Linked DNA regions of Homo sapiens: all the other regions are linked to region 2. The links are chromatin contacts, found by Hi-C in ENCODE. All regions are on one chromosome and are shown on one strand. Each heading gives the region's core, a stretch centred on a gene start or an enhancer-like site at or near the end of the contact. The rest is flanking DNA. Distances are from core to core; before and after follow the strand shown. Region 1 holds the start of TSPAN12 (tetraspanin 12). Region 2 overlaps CPED1 (cadherin like and PC-esterase domain containing 1). Region 3 has its middle 45 kb from the start of FAM3C.

Region 1 (4,779 bases), core at 943-3,442, 320 kb after region 2:
TGAAGGGCTGTCATATGGGAGGAAGGCTTGCTCATGCCATGGACTCCAAGGGCGGAACTAAGGTTGAAGGGTAGAAGTTAAAAGGTGGTATGGTCAAGTTTAAGCAATAAAAACTGCCCATTACTGCAATGTCTCAAATGTGGTGAGGTCTCCTCTACTGAAATGTTGATTCACTGTCTCTGATGACCATTTATCAGGAATATTAGAGCAGTAACTACAGCTCTGTTTTCTTCTTAACTTGTAAAATGGGGATAATAATCCCAATTTATCGACTCACAGGAGAGGGATTTGATCCAACGAAATCTAAAGAGACCCTTTTGCTAGTTTTTAGGCAGCTGTAAAGCCCTCGTTGCAGGGTTTTCAAATTTTGCTGCAAACTAGAATTACCTTGGGAGCTTGGAAAACCCTGTGTGTCTAGGCCTCACCTGCAGAGACTCCGATTTAAGTGGTATCAGGCATGCCAGAGAATTAGGGTTGTTTCAAAGCTCTCCAAGTGATTCTCGTGTACAACAATTTCGAGAACCATTAAACTAGAGTACTAAGAGCCATTATTCTGGATTTTACTTTGGAATCTAGGTTGGACTACAGATGTGACGTTGAGCAACTACTTTATCTTGGATCTGTATTTCTTGTTTACCAGGAAGAAGAGGACATGCATACTTCTAAAGTAACTTCCTCTAGTATTTTATTACTTTAAGGCAGTTGACCCTTAAAGGTATACGAATTAAGGAAAGGGCACTTAACTACCTTCTAGGAGTAGAAGAGGATCTCTGCTTTGACACATGGGAATTGTTGGCACTCTTTTTCTCAGTTTTAATAGCAGTCATGGACTCCTTTCAATGCGGGGATGTTTATACCTCTCCGGGGAATGTATGGCACCAACAGCATTTGGATGGCTGGTTGTTTCAGCAGTCCTTTGCTTAAAATAGGCATGCACCCTAATTTGAGAAGAAACTGGCAGAGGATAAAAGTGGGTTTCTTTGCTCTTCCCCAGTATTCTAGAAGCTGCTTCATTATCAGAGTTGGAGTCATCTGATGGATAACTGGACATGTTTCTTGGTGTTTTTTTTGTGTATGGCTATACTTCTTTATACTCTTTTGGGTTGCTGTCTTACATACTGCTTAGTGACTTGCTTACCAATAATTTTCCTAGCCTAACCCAGGACAACCATGTTGTCTTTTGGTCTTGACTTTTCCATATGAGACTGCATGTCTTATTGTCACTCCAGTCATGCAGCAACTAACTCTAGACAGGCAGTCATGGACATAGGATTCCATTTTTTTTTTTTTTTTTTTTTCTGCAAGGAAATCCAAGGACTCCAGTTATTAGGTCAAAGATGTTGCTCGTATTCCAGGTAATTCATATTTGCTGGTGAAGTTTTATTTGCCATGCAGTGCCCACAAAAGTAATCCTAGAAATGAGCAGTACTGTGAGGCATAGCACAACACATCCACATTTTATGTGGAGGATATGATCCAGTGGCATTTTATTTAGTGTGAAACTTCTGTCTTCTAAAAGGGAAGATTCTTTTGGAAGGATGGTCTCCTGCTGTGTAATACTTCATGAATTTCTAGTTTAAAAAAATTAGATTTTCCAAAGATCCACTACTATGTACACATTTCAAAATAAATCACCCAGTTAACTCAAAACAATCTTATCGTGAGAAATTTTGGAAAGCTTGAGTTACTTCTAAGAGTTAAAAATGTTCTTTCCTCCTCTTCTGCATGTCAGACTGCACATGATTACTCTGATGTTTCCGTAAATGCTATTAGTGCACTATGAAAGTGGGAAAGAACTTAAAAAAAAAAAAATCCGGGAGGGCAACAAAGCAATAAGAAGGATCATAGGGCACCATGTTAATAACAAATCACAGGAGGTGGCTCCATAAAGGTTGTGAAAACTAGTTTCTCATTGCAGGAATTGGGTTGGGCCACCCCTTCACCCCCCTTCTCAAACACAAATATTATCATATAATAAAAGCCTGCTTCTCTATGCTTATAACCCAGCCTCCATTCCTTCGACGCCACCATTTTAAAGGGATTTACTGCACGGACTTCTCCCAAGTTCCTAGGCATTATCTTCTGGACCCTATCCTGCAGAGGTGAAGCGTCCCTTTGGGGACTCTCGCTGGGTGAGAGGGACAAGAAACACCCACTAGGACCCAACCCCGGCAGCCAGCGGCTCGAGCATGCGCTGAGAGTTTGTGCAGCTGGCCCTGGCTGCCGCCGCTGCCTCGTCCGGACTCGGAGAGGACTTGGGAGGGACAGCGGCGCTGGGAGGTGGCTTAGCAGAGACTTTCCAGCAACTGCTGCCCAGGACTTTTTTTTTTTTTTTTCTTTTTCCCAGGAGGCGGCGACGGCGGCGGCGGGGGGAGAGGAAGAGAAAGAAGCGTCTCCAGCTGAAGCCAATGCAGCCCTCCGGCTCTCCGCGAAGAAGTTCCCTGCCCCGATGAGCCCCCGCCGTGCGTCCCCGACTATCCCCAGGCGGGCGTGGGGCACCGGGCCCAGCGCCGACGGTAAGTGGCCACGCGTCTGTCGCCTTTCCTGCCCGCTGTCCCGCCAGCCCGCCGGCGGCTGCCCTCCGCGCTGTGTGCTAAACTACTTAAGGGCTGGCTCTGGGGCTCCCTGCCGCCGGCGCTTCCCCTCGCGCCCTGCCGGGGGCGCGCGGACGCGATGGCTGGGTCGGTGGCCGCGCTCGCTTTGTGCTCCGCGGGCGGCTTTGAGCGAGGGGTCGCGGGAGCGTCCCGGGCGGGGGAAGCGGGGTTTGAATGACTAACCCGGCGTCTGCACAGCTGCATCGGCCCTAATTCCCCGGCGCCCCCCGCCCCCCGCCCACTGTCCCAGGCTAATCCATCATTCTGGGGCCGAAAACATCATTTCTCACGTTCTCCCAGAGAAACCCTAGTAGCCGGGCGGAATCTCAACTCCGCGCTGCCCCCTCGCCCCCGCCCCCGCCCCCGCCCCGCCGCCCCAGTCCCTTGCATTCACACCCGAGCTGCGGGACGGGGTAGAGGGGTGCGGAGTTGGAGTGCCCAGGAACTGTCCTAACTAGAAGGGCGCTCATTCTCTCGGGCTTGCCGGTGGCGCCTCTGACGTGTCCGGGGTAGGGGGCAGTGTGGTTTCTCACCTTCAGGACAGTGCCGAGCACAGCTGTCCTCGAGGAGGGGCGTGGAGTGAGGGAGGTTTTCAAGAGCGTCTCATCAGAATGCACAGGGCTCCGCCGCGTGTCCCCTGAGAACGCGAGTTTACTGTGCGACTTCATTCATCCGGATAGTTGCTCTTTTCTTTTCCCAGCAGGTGTTATCTGAAGCCGGTTTGGAACTTTTGGGAGTTTAGTTACCATTATGATTTTAACAAATGATTTTTGATGAGGCGATGTCTCGAATGCACTGGGCCTCGGGACCCTCTGGACCCTGCTGAGGGCGGGTGGAGGAGGGACGGGCAGGCTGTGGGAAGCGTGATGGTGAGATGTCCCGTGTTCTCTCTCCCCCGCCCCCTGCAGATCGCTGCCGTTTTGCCCTTGGGAGTAGGATGTGGTGAAAGGATGGGGCTTCTCCCTTACGGGGCTCACAATGGCCAGAGAAGATTCCGTGAAGTGTCTGCGCTGCCTGCTCTACGCCCTCAATCTGCTCTTTTGGGTAAGTAAGTTTCACTGCACCAACAGGTGGGAACGGCTGGCTCTGGTTTTCTGCAGCCACCGGATAATGCGCCAAAGGGCATGGCTAAGCATTAATTAATTACATGGGATAACACCCTTTATTTTTCAGAGAAGTAAAATTTGACCTTCTTAAAATGCCTTTGATCTAGCTCAAGTTCCATTTGTAATTAGAACAAAGAAATCCACCCCTGGATACTACTGGCAGTAAAATTAGACTTGAAGTTAATCTAGGGATATAAATAAATGCACGTGCTTCTACTCATAGATAAGAAAATTATGACATACTACTTAGGGAACTGCTTGTTTGCGGGAATTTTAGATAATTGTGCAAGCCATAAATTGTTTCTTTACATCTCTGTCGCCTGTAAAATCTAGTTGGGCCAAGTCTTAATATATTTTTTGTGGGCGGGGACGAGGGGGAGGTGGTGGTGGAATTCACACCCAGATAACCTATCACAGAAAGGCTGAGTAGATTTGTCTAGGGGATTCCATACGGTCTGAAGGGTGATTTTTATGTAACTAATTCTAAGTTGGCAAAGTTTAAGGAATTGTGTGTATGCTTTTGGAAAATCCCATAACCATTTAAGGAAATAAAATACATAAAATGTAACAAGCTCATGGAAATCTTTATGCCCTATGAGTTAATGACTTTTTATGCTTTAAATCTTAATAAAGTATGATTAATAATCGTATTATTACTTATAAAACTTAGGAAAATGTAACAATTTAAACAGTAAATGTTGCTTCAGGAGGCTGCCATTCTTAAGCAAATTGTTCTTTCCATTTTTTTGTGTTCTATTAATAATTTTATTCAAAATTTTCTGTTACAAATTTTATTGTGCAATTTATTTATGTGGCTGACTGGCTGGCGTGCTGACTGGCTGGCATTGCCCAGCCTTTTTTTCATAGGGCTATTACATGTGGTCTCTAGAAGATGACATTTAGGTTGAACTGCACCTTATAGATGGCCCCATTTTAAAGGATAAATTAAGTCTTACTTCAGTGAGTAATCTGAAAATATCTAAAATGGCAGCATTCCTTTTCTCAACATTAAAGCATTAATTTCTCAAAATTAAAGCATTGGGTAGTTAAATTCACCATTTGGAAATGTAAAATCACAA
Region 2 (4,520 bases), core at 1,813-4,312:
CTTCTATTCATATCCAGTCCCCACTAACATCTGAGGTATTTCACATAATCTAAACATTTATTTGAACAGTTTGCTATAGCTATTCATCCACTTACCCACTGCTTATTACCTGGTCTATTAGATCTGTGAGAGAACATGGAAACAAAATCTGTACCTTAAGGAATTTACAGAAGACTGTCAGTCATCTAAAATACTCTGTGGACATCTGGAATTTCTGAGAGCATATACTGTCCTCCTCTCTTTCTTTGGGATACCCTTGAGGTCAAGGGTCCTTTATATTCTCAAACCTATGTTCAAGTTAATATTAAACAAATATCTCTTGGCTGACAACTGTCACCAACTCTAGATTTCAAATGTTTTGAAAACTTTGAAGCAAATATTACTTAAAATTTGAATTTTTATTGCCATATGTCATTTTATTTCCTGGTGACAGTTGTGAAAAAGGATTTCTAAACTGAGTGGAAGCTTTACATCTTCAGGGATAAAGCCCATTGGGTTGTCATAAGCCCAATGATTTCTAGGCTCAAAGAGTTTAGATAAGCACTCAGCACTTGGGGAAAGCTTGTAGGTTCTACAGCACATAATTACTATGAATTATCTAACTATTAATAACTGCAGTTTCTTGGATGATTCATACATTTTTGCAAGGCTTTGTAAACAAAACTGAGTTTTTTTTTTCTTTGAAAAGACAAAGATAGGAACTCAGGATAATAAATAGGAATAAGTTTTTGAAGAAAAAAATGCTAGCATAAAGGGGAGTGAGGAAAAAAAGGAGGAAACTAATATTTCAGACACCTTCCATGTACCAGGCACAGTGGTCCTCAAGCTACATAGAAGCTTGTCTTATCTAATTAATGTTCGCAATGACACAGTGAAGTAGGCAGTATGATCTCCATCACAGAGACAAGGTAAGCAACTTGCCCAAAGTAATCCCAATAGCAAGCGGAGGACTAGAATCTAAACCCAGACTGGGTAGCTGACTATAGAACTTACAATCTGACCAGCATTATTCCTCTGTGGCATGTCATTTCAAGCTACACTGAACATCAGTTAAAATAGAAGTCTCAGCCTTAGAAACATAATGACATTCAATAACTACAGAACAAATAATAACAAGGAGAAATGAAAAGGGGATAGGAGGGAGAGAAAAAGGGAGGGAGGAAGAGAGGGAGGCAAAGAAGGAGGAAAGAAAGGAAGAAATAAAGAAAGAAAGGGAAGAAAAGAAGGAAGGAAGGGAAGGAATGAAAGGAAGGAAGGCAGGCAGGCAGGTTGCTGAAATGCCACATCACTCCTACTATTACCAGTTACTGTCTCTATTAAGTGAACTTCTTTAATTTTGCTAAGAGCTAGTCTGTTTTTAATGCAGTAAAAAATACCTTAACATGGTCTACTAACTCTTCTGGCACAATTTCTATGAATTTTATATGTATTTTTTTCTGGAAATGTAACATCATTAAAACTAAAAAAAAAAAAAAAAGCTCTCATCGAATTGAAGTATTTAGCACGGGCTGACATATTCTAATGTTACCATAGCTTTTATAGTGGTTTTTATTGATTCTTATTGTCTAAAATAACAGAAATATGCAACATGTTAGAAGGGTTTGGGGCACAAAAAGTTTTATGAGGGAAGTAAGCTTGTGTGACAGCTGATATAGACACAAATGTCCCCCTAGTTTCCCAGGTTCATTTTGGAATAAACGTGACTTTTAAATTTCCAGGTACTAGTTTCCTCTAAGAATATCTAACTCAGAACCATATTAAAAGTTGTAAGACTACAATATGCCCAATTAATATGCATCTAATATTCCTTGATTTAGAGTTATCTGACAATAATATGCCAGCCTTGCCAGGAACTAGGTGTGTGACCTGTGGAAAGTCACTCAACCACTCTGTGTTGTTTTATTTTTCTTATTTGTAAAAGGAACTTAATAATTGAACCTTTCTCATACTTATGGATGATATAGGTTTTAACAATTTTACTAAAGGTTGACTAAAATGTTAGAAATCTATTCATGCAAACAACAATATTTGCAAACTTTTAATATTAGTCAAGGTGATATTTTGGTTAAGAAATGATGACCATCTCTTAGAAAATTAAAGAGGAATTTTTATGGTATCTTGCTGACATATAAATTTTTTAAACATCTTTAAAAATCAATAACGTATTTATGTACAGATCACAGCAATATTTTTTGAGAAATGTATTTCAAACAAATATCTTTAATTCCATCCAAAAAACAATTGAGATTCTAATATGATTTAATTTTCCTGGGGACAGTCATTCTTTACCAACTGATAAGTAAATATTTCAAAATTTTAGCTACTGGAAACTTCAAGTTACAGGGTATTTTTTGTATTGTTCCCTCTGCGTGGAATATTCTTTATTCTTAGATGGTGAGTGAAATGCTTGTAAACCTTACAGACTGTCTGAAGAATATACTTGCATGTCAAGCAAACTGGGGAAACCATTCACCTTTTACAAATATATAAAACAAGCTCAGCTGAACACCATTGTTTCTCCTGCAGTATGATCATCTCTCACACAAAAACACAATAAATCCATTTAAGAATCATCACACTTCATCTCATACAGTTTCCTTGAGTACAGTAGAACCCTTACTGTTGACTATTTCTTGAACATGATGGAAAAATTATAGTTTAAAATATTATTTTGTGAAAAAGCCTCAAGTCCATTTAGAGATGAAATGAAGCCCAAATCAAATGTCATACAGTCACAGTTTCAACCCTGGCTGACCACCCTGATCCGATCCTGTCAGAGAATGCTAAGACATGTCCCAGCTAATCATCACATTAGTCCTAAAAGTAACTAAGAACATTACTTTTAGTTTTAAAAGTAACCACCTTCCATGTCTCAGGCTACGCTGGAAGTATTGGAGGTGAGGTATTAATTTTAAAGCCTATAGGTAGATCATCTAAAAATCATGTTCTGTTCCTGTCATAAAGGGTGCATTTAAGTCTCTTCCTGTTCTCTCTTCTCTTCTCCATTGTGTAGCAAAGAAAAATTGATGGAGCATGAAAATCTCGGGCTAATAATAGTATATGAAAGAAGAACAGAAAGTGTGTGCCAAGGTGTGACCCACTGAGAGAACCCTGGAGACAAGAGTGTACAGATAATGTATCACGTAATTCTAGATTTTGTCATGAATTCCATGATGTATTAAAATAATTATTTCAGGATATTATTGTCCCATTGGCTTCAAAGGATAATGCAGAAAAACTAAGAGCCTCAGAATTTTTTTAAAGAAAATCAAATTAGCTACCACATTAAAAGTCTATTTTTATTTCATTGTTGATATTTTCCAAGAAAAAATATATTTCTAAAATCTTCGGAATCCATTTGTGTGTTACCTTTTAAAACATAGGAAAAAGGTAAAATAGGCCATCAGCTGAAAACACTTGTCTCTCCTGCAGTGCGATAATCTACTCACATGAAAATATAATGAGTCACTTTAAGAATCATCACACACATCTCTTGCAGTTTGCCCAAGTGTTGGGAATTTGTCAGGAAGAAAGCTACCTATCATCTGGTCTTTGGGACCACCATGTGATACTATTCCAAGATTCTGAAAATCCAAGCAATCTCATTCACTGAGAGAATAGTCAAATGATGTGTACTTTGTGAAAGTCATACAATAAAAAGAAAAACATAACAGTAAATCAGTTTTATACTTTAAATGTGAAATTTTAGATCCCAGTGTGTATCACAGAACACAGTGCAATCATTGTTAGTTTCATTTTTTTCCCTTAAAAAACTGCAAGGTATTATAAATTGTGAATAATTTAAAACATTAAATGGTTACTAACAAAACTTCAGACTATCAAAGCAATATAATTTATTTGTCTTTGTCTTATACTAATTAAAATGTACTACTTCCCTTACTACTTTGGGGCAAGGCTAAGGAACAATGACCTTTAATACATGTTGACTAAGAAGCTAACTATAAACTGTTATGTTGGGTTTATAAGTCATTACCATTGAGCTGTTATTCATCCTAAATCTTAAACATTTGAACACATTTCAATTCATGTAAACAATAGAAAATCAAATGAGAATATGAACAAAATAAAGTGATTTTCATAATTAAAGGCTTAAAGGTATAGACACATGAAAAAAACTTCTGTTTCTGCTTAGAAGAATATGCCAGAAACGTTCCATTCTGCACACTATTGTGATAGTACTTCAGCAAGGTCTGGGGAATAAATTTATCTTCAGAATAATCCTCCCTACCCTTTAAATTTATTACATGTATACACTAGGATATAAAGGTCTATGTTAAGTTGGATACTTCCTGACATGCTTTGCTTGACTTACTCCAACCATCACTCTGTATTTCATTCAGTGCCAAACTTCTTACAGAGTATATCTATATCCACAGCTACTAATTCCACAGCTATTAATTTCTTAGGCTTGCAGCCTAGCGTCTGCCCTCACCATTCTAGGGGAACAGTTCATCTTAAGGTCTCTAACCTTCTAAATGACTAGGCCAACAGGTTGGCTC
Region 3 (4,555 bases), core at 848-3,347, 260 kb before region 2:
ACATAATTCGGAGAAAGGTTGTCTATCAGAATTCACTCTCAGTATTGGCTGTGTTACACATACTTGGCCTTTCTATGGTGACTCAGCTACCTTCCTAATCAAGGCCTTTCAGGGGAGGGGCTGAGGAGTAAAAGCCTCTGCTGTCAATGCCCTACAGATCGTGAGGTGTTAAGAGGGTGGTTTCCTTCCTTGGCATCAATGCCTACAATCTAGGGCATCCACCTGCAGGCCTAGATGATTTGTGACCTCAGAATTGTTGTGGTTCCTGGACCTTTGTTGATGTAGTTTACCTTGCATCCCTCAGGCAAAACTAGAGGGGCTGGGCAAGGAAGGGAAGAAGGAGTCAGGCCTGCAGTAGCTTCTTGGGGTTTCTACCTCTGATCCTCCCTGCACAACTGTAATGTAACATGCTGGCTTCCAAAAGTGTAATTACTTATGTTTTTTTAACTACAATTATTCTCTTAAGAGCATCTATATAGAGGGGAAAAAGGAAAATTAACCAACCAAACTTAAGTTTTCCCTTGAATTACAAAAAAAAAAAAAAATTAATGATTATTCACTTTATAGAAGCAAAACTTTACTGTGTCTTAATATGACCAAATAAAAACTTAACCAAAAACAATAAAAATAAAAATAAAAATAAACCAGGGCCGGGCACAGTGGCTCACACCTGTAATCCTAGCACTTTGGGAGGCCAAGGTGGGTGGATCACCTGAGGTCGGGAGTTCCAGACCAGCCTGACCAACATGGAGAAACCCATCTCCACTAAAAATACAAAATTAGCCAGGTGTCGTGGCAGGCACCTGTAATCCCAGCTACTCAGGAGGCTGAAGCAGGAGAGTCACTTGAAACCAGGAAGCGGAGGTTGTGGTGAGCCGAGATCTCACCATTGCACTCCAGCCTAAGCAACAAGAGCGAAATTCCGTCAAAAACAAAACAAAACAAACAAAACAAAAAACAGTTCATTAATGACTGTACTACCAATAGATTCATTACCATGCTAGAAATGCTTCATTTACTCCCCATGGTAAGTGCTGTAGAACAACACTACACTATTAAAGAGACTGAAATTGCATTAATGCGGGCTAAGATACTAGTTAGCTCTTTTGGCAAATCACTGGATTTGTTTGTATTGAACTTACTGTGAACAAAATCCCTGGCTTTTTTCCCACATCTTAGGCCAGTCAACATGGCTCTTTCAAAACATACCTGAATATAATTGGTTTATTTGTGTACACTTTTTTTATTGGCTCCACACAAATGTGCTACCTAGGATGCTAGAAACAGGTGGGTTGTCTTTCCTGTGTCTGTATTTAGGCCTTTATAAATTTCTATATATGTAAACTGTCCTCTCCTTTTAATATCCATCTATCTCTCCCCACAGATGACTAATAGAAACCTTATCCACCTTCAGCTGAAAAGCTCCCTTCTCTCTTTTTCTTTATTTTACGATTTTGTGCAAAAGCCCATTACCCACCCCTTAAAACTCTCTGAAATTTTGATTCTACCCATCCCAAGCTCATCTCTCCCTATGCAAAATCCTTCCCTCTATGACTCTCTTTGGCAACAATGCATTTGTAGGAAGAAGACAAAATTCCTATTAAAAAAGATGACTCAAGCTTGCTTCCATAATATAGGTCAGCCATATCCTGATGATTTTGTTGTTTAGTTTCATTTAGTTAAATGTAGGTAGGCCCTAGAGCTCAGTTAGAATTGGAATGGTTGAGAGAATGAAGAAATAAAATTCTTTGCATAATTAAGAATTGTTAAAAAAAAATGTTCCCTTGGAAGACAAGGGAGACAAAGAATTGGGGATCCTAGGACTGGAAGAGAAGCTTTAGAAGAAAGATTTAAATAGAGGGCAAGAAAGCCCTGAGGGGAAAAAAAGAGAAAGTGAAAGTAAGAATACCCCTCTGATAAGGATATTTAGGGCACTTTAAAAAAAGTAATAGTGCTGAAGAGGTTGTTTATGAGTGCACCAACCAGCCACCTCTGTCCCTTTCCCGGATGATCCCGAAAATGAAGCTTCCTGGCCAGGAAAACAAAACGGCCGTGGTTGTGGGAACCATAACAGATGACGTGTGGGTTCAGGAGGTGCCCAAACTGAAGGTGTGTGCACTGGGCGTGACCAGCCGGGCCCGCAGCCACATCTTCAGGGTGGGGGGCAAGAACCTCACTTTCGACCAGCTGGCCCTGGACTCCCCCAAGGTCTGCGGCACCGTCCTGCTCTCAGGTCCTCGCAAGGGTCGAGAGGTGTACTGGCATTTCGACAAGGCCCTGGGAACCCCACACAGCCACACCAAACCCTACGTCCGCTCCAAGGGCCGGAAGTTCGAGTATGCCAGAGGCCAAGGGGCCAGCCAAGGCTACAAAAACTAACCCTGGATCCTACCTTCTTTTTTCTTTTTTTTTAATTTTTTATTATTATACTTTAAGTTCTAGGGTACATGTGCACAATGTGCAGGTTTGTTACATATGTATACATGTGCCATGTTGGTGTGCTGCACCCATTAATTCGTCATTTACATTAGGTATATCTCCTAATGATATCCCTCCCCCCTCCCCCCATCCCACGACAGGCCCCAGTGTGTGATGTTCCCCTTCCTGTGTCCAAGTGTTCTCATTGTTCCATTCCCACCTATGAGTGAGAACATGCGGTGTTTGGTTTTTTGTCCTTGCGACAGTTTGCTGAGAATGATGGTTTCCAGCTTCATCCATGTCCCTACAAAGGACATGAACTCATCATTTTTTATAGCTACATAGTATTCCATGGTGTGTATGTGCCACATTTTCTTAATCCAGTCTATCACTGATGGACTTTTGGGTTGGTTCCAGGTCTTTGCTATTGTGAATAGTGCCACAATAAACATACGTGTGCATGTGTCTTGATAGCAGCATGAGTTATAATCCTTTGGGTATATACCCAGTAATGGGATTGCTGGGTCAAATGGTATTTCTAGTTCTAGATTCTTGAGGAATCGCCATGCTGTCTTCCACAATGGTTGAACTAGTTTACAGTCCCACCAACAGTGTAAAAGTGTTCCTATTTCTCCACATCCTCTCCAGCACCTGTTTCCTGACTTTTTAATGATCGCCATTCTAATGGTGTGAGACGGTATCTCATTGTGGTTTTGATTTGCATTTCTCTGATGGCCAGTGATGATGAGCATTTTTTCAAGTGTCTGTTGGCTGTGTAAATGTCTTCTTTTGAGAAGTGTCTGTTCATATACTTCACCCACTTTTTGATGGGGTTGTTTTTTTCTTGTAAGTTTGTTTGAGTTCTTTGTAGATTCTGGATATTAGTCCTTTGTCAGATGAGTAGATTGCAAAAATTTTCTCCCATTCTGTAGATCGCCTGTTCACTCTGATGGTAGTTTCTTTTGCTGTGCAGAAGCTCTTTAGTTTAATTAGATCCCACTTGTCAATTTTGGATTTTGTTGCCATTGCTTTTGGTGTTTTAGACATGAAGTTCTTGCCTATGCCTATGTCCTGAATGGTATTGCCTAGGTTTTCTTCTAGGGTTTTTATGGTTTTAGGTCTAACATTTAAGTCTTTAATCCACCTCGAATTAATTTTTGTATAAGGTGTAAGGAAGGGATCCAGTTTCAGCTTTCTACACATGGCTAGCCAGTTTTCCCAGCACCATTTATTAAATAGGGAATCCTTTCCCCATTGCTTGTTTTTTTCAGGTTTGTCAAAGATCAGATGGTTGTAGATGTGTGGTATTATTTCTGAGGGTTCTGTTCTGTTCCATTGGTCTATATCTCTGTTTTGGTACCAGTACCATGCTGTTTTGGTAACTGTAGCCTTGTAGTATAGTTTGAAGTCAGGTAGCGTGATGCCTCCAGCTTTGTTCTTTTGGCTTAGGATTGTCTTCACAATGCGGGCTCTTTTTTGGTTTCATATGAACTTTAAAGTAGTTTTTTCCAATTCTGTGAAGAAAGTCTTTGGTAGCTTGATGGGGATGGCATCGAATCTATAAATTACCTTGGGCAGTATGGCCATTTTCATGCTATTGATTCTTCCTATCCATGAGCAGGGAATGTTCTTCCATTTGCCTGTATCCTCTTTTATTTCGTTGAGCAGTGGTTTGCAGTTCTCCTTGAAGAGTTCCTTCACATCCCTTGTAAGTTGGATTCCTAAGTATTATATTCTCTTTGAAGCAATTGTGAATGGGAGTTCACTCATGATTTGGCTCTCTGTCTGTTATTGGTGTATAAGAATGCTTGTGATTTTTCCACATTGATTGTGTATCCTGAGACTTTGCCTAAGTTGCTTATCAGCTTAAGGAGATTTTGGACTGAAACGATGGGGTTTTCTAAATATACAATCATGTCATCTGCAAACAGGGACAATTTGACTTCCTCTTTTCCTAATTGAATATCTTTATTTCTTTCTCCTGCCTGATTGCCCTGGCCAGAACTTCCAACACTATGTTGAATAGGAGAGGTCAGAGAGGGCATGGGTCCCACACCCACGAAGCCTCGCTCATTGCTAGCACAGCAGACTGAGATGGAACTGCAAGGCGGCAGCGAGGGTGGGGGAGGGGCGCCTG

What was found. Hi-C counts contacts between places; a loop is a spot of excess contacts on that map. Pooled maps may share reads with other maps.
Region 1: a map with no recorded cell type shows a loop between it and region 2 (4-fold over the local background). The contact joins the promoter of TSPAN12 here to the enhancer-like site in region 2. A Hi-C loop is called at or near these places in 3 of 37 single-sample maps with no recorded cell type and 2 of 50 pooled maps.
Region 3: a map of B cell shows a loop between it and region 2 (16-fold over the local background). The contact joins two enhancer-like sites. A Hi-C loop is called at or near these places in 1 of 168 maps with a recorded cell type or tissue (B cell), 3 of 37 single-sample maps with no recorded cell type and 4 of 50 pooled maps.

The regions. Positions count from the first base shown.
Region 1 is chr7:120,855,557-120,860,335 of GRCh38, reverse strand. TSPAN12 (tetraspanin 12) reads left to right here and starts at 2,192. Exons shown (of 8, transcript NM_012338.4): 1 at 2,192-2,516; 2 at 3,503-3,638. The coding sequence starts at 3,573. It overlaps LOC124901733 (a long non-coding RNA gene), which reads right to left and starts at 3,501. Exons shown (of 2, transcript XR_007060491.1): 1 at 3,128-3,501. RefSeq lists silencers at 2,538-2,837, 3,030-3,249.
Region 2 is chr7:121,179,158-121,183,677 of GRCh38, reverse strand. All of the region lies in intron 16 of CPED1 (cadherin like and PC-esterase domain containing 1), which reads right to left. LOC124901735 (a long non-coding RNA gene) reads left to right here. Exons shown (of 3, transcript XR_007060494.1): 3 at 3,014-4,520. Among named protein-coding and RNA genes, the nearest start is that of WNT16, 150 kb to the left of the region's middle. RefSeq lists an enhancer at 2,929-3,158. Within about 2 kb of position 3,062, at least 2 of the 41 ENCODE cell types and tissues checked have a DNase peak (open chromatin) inside an H3K27ac peak, as active enhancers do; they include B cell, where a contact is called at or near this core.
Region 3 is chr7:121,438,658-121,443,212 of GRCh38, reverse strand. It overlaps the pseudogene RPL18P4. Among named protein-coding and RNA genes, the nearest start is that of FAM3C, 45 kb to the right of the region's middle. RefSeq lists an enhancer at 4,484-4,555. Within about 2 kb of position 2,097, at least 5 of the 41 ENCODE cell types and tissues checked have a DNase peak (open chromatin) inside an H3K27ac peak, as active enhancers do; they include B cell, where a contact is called at or near this core.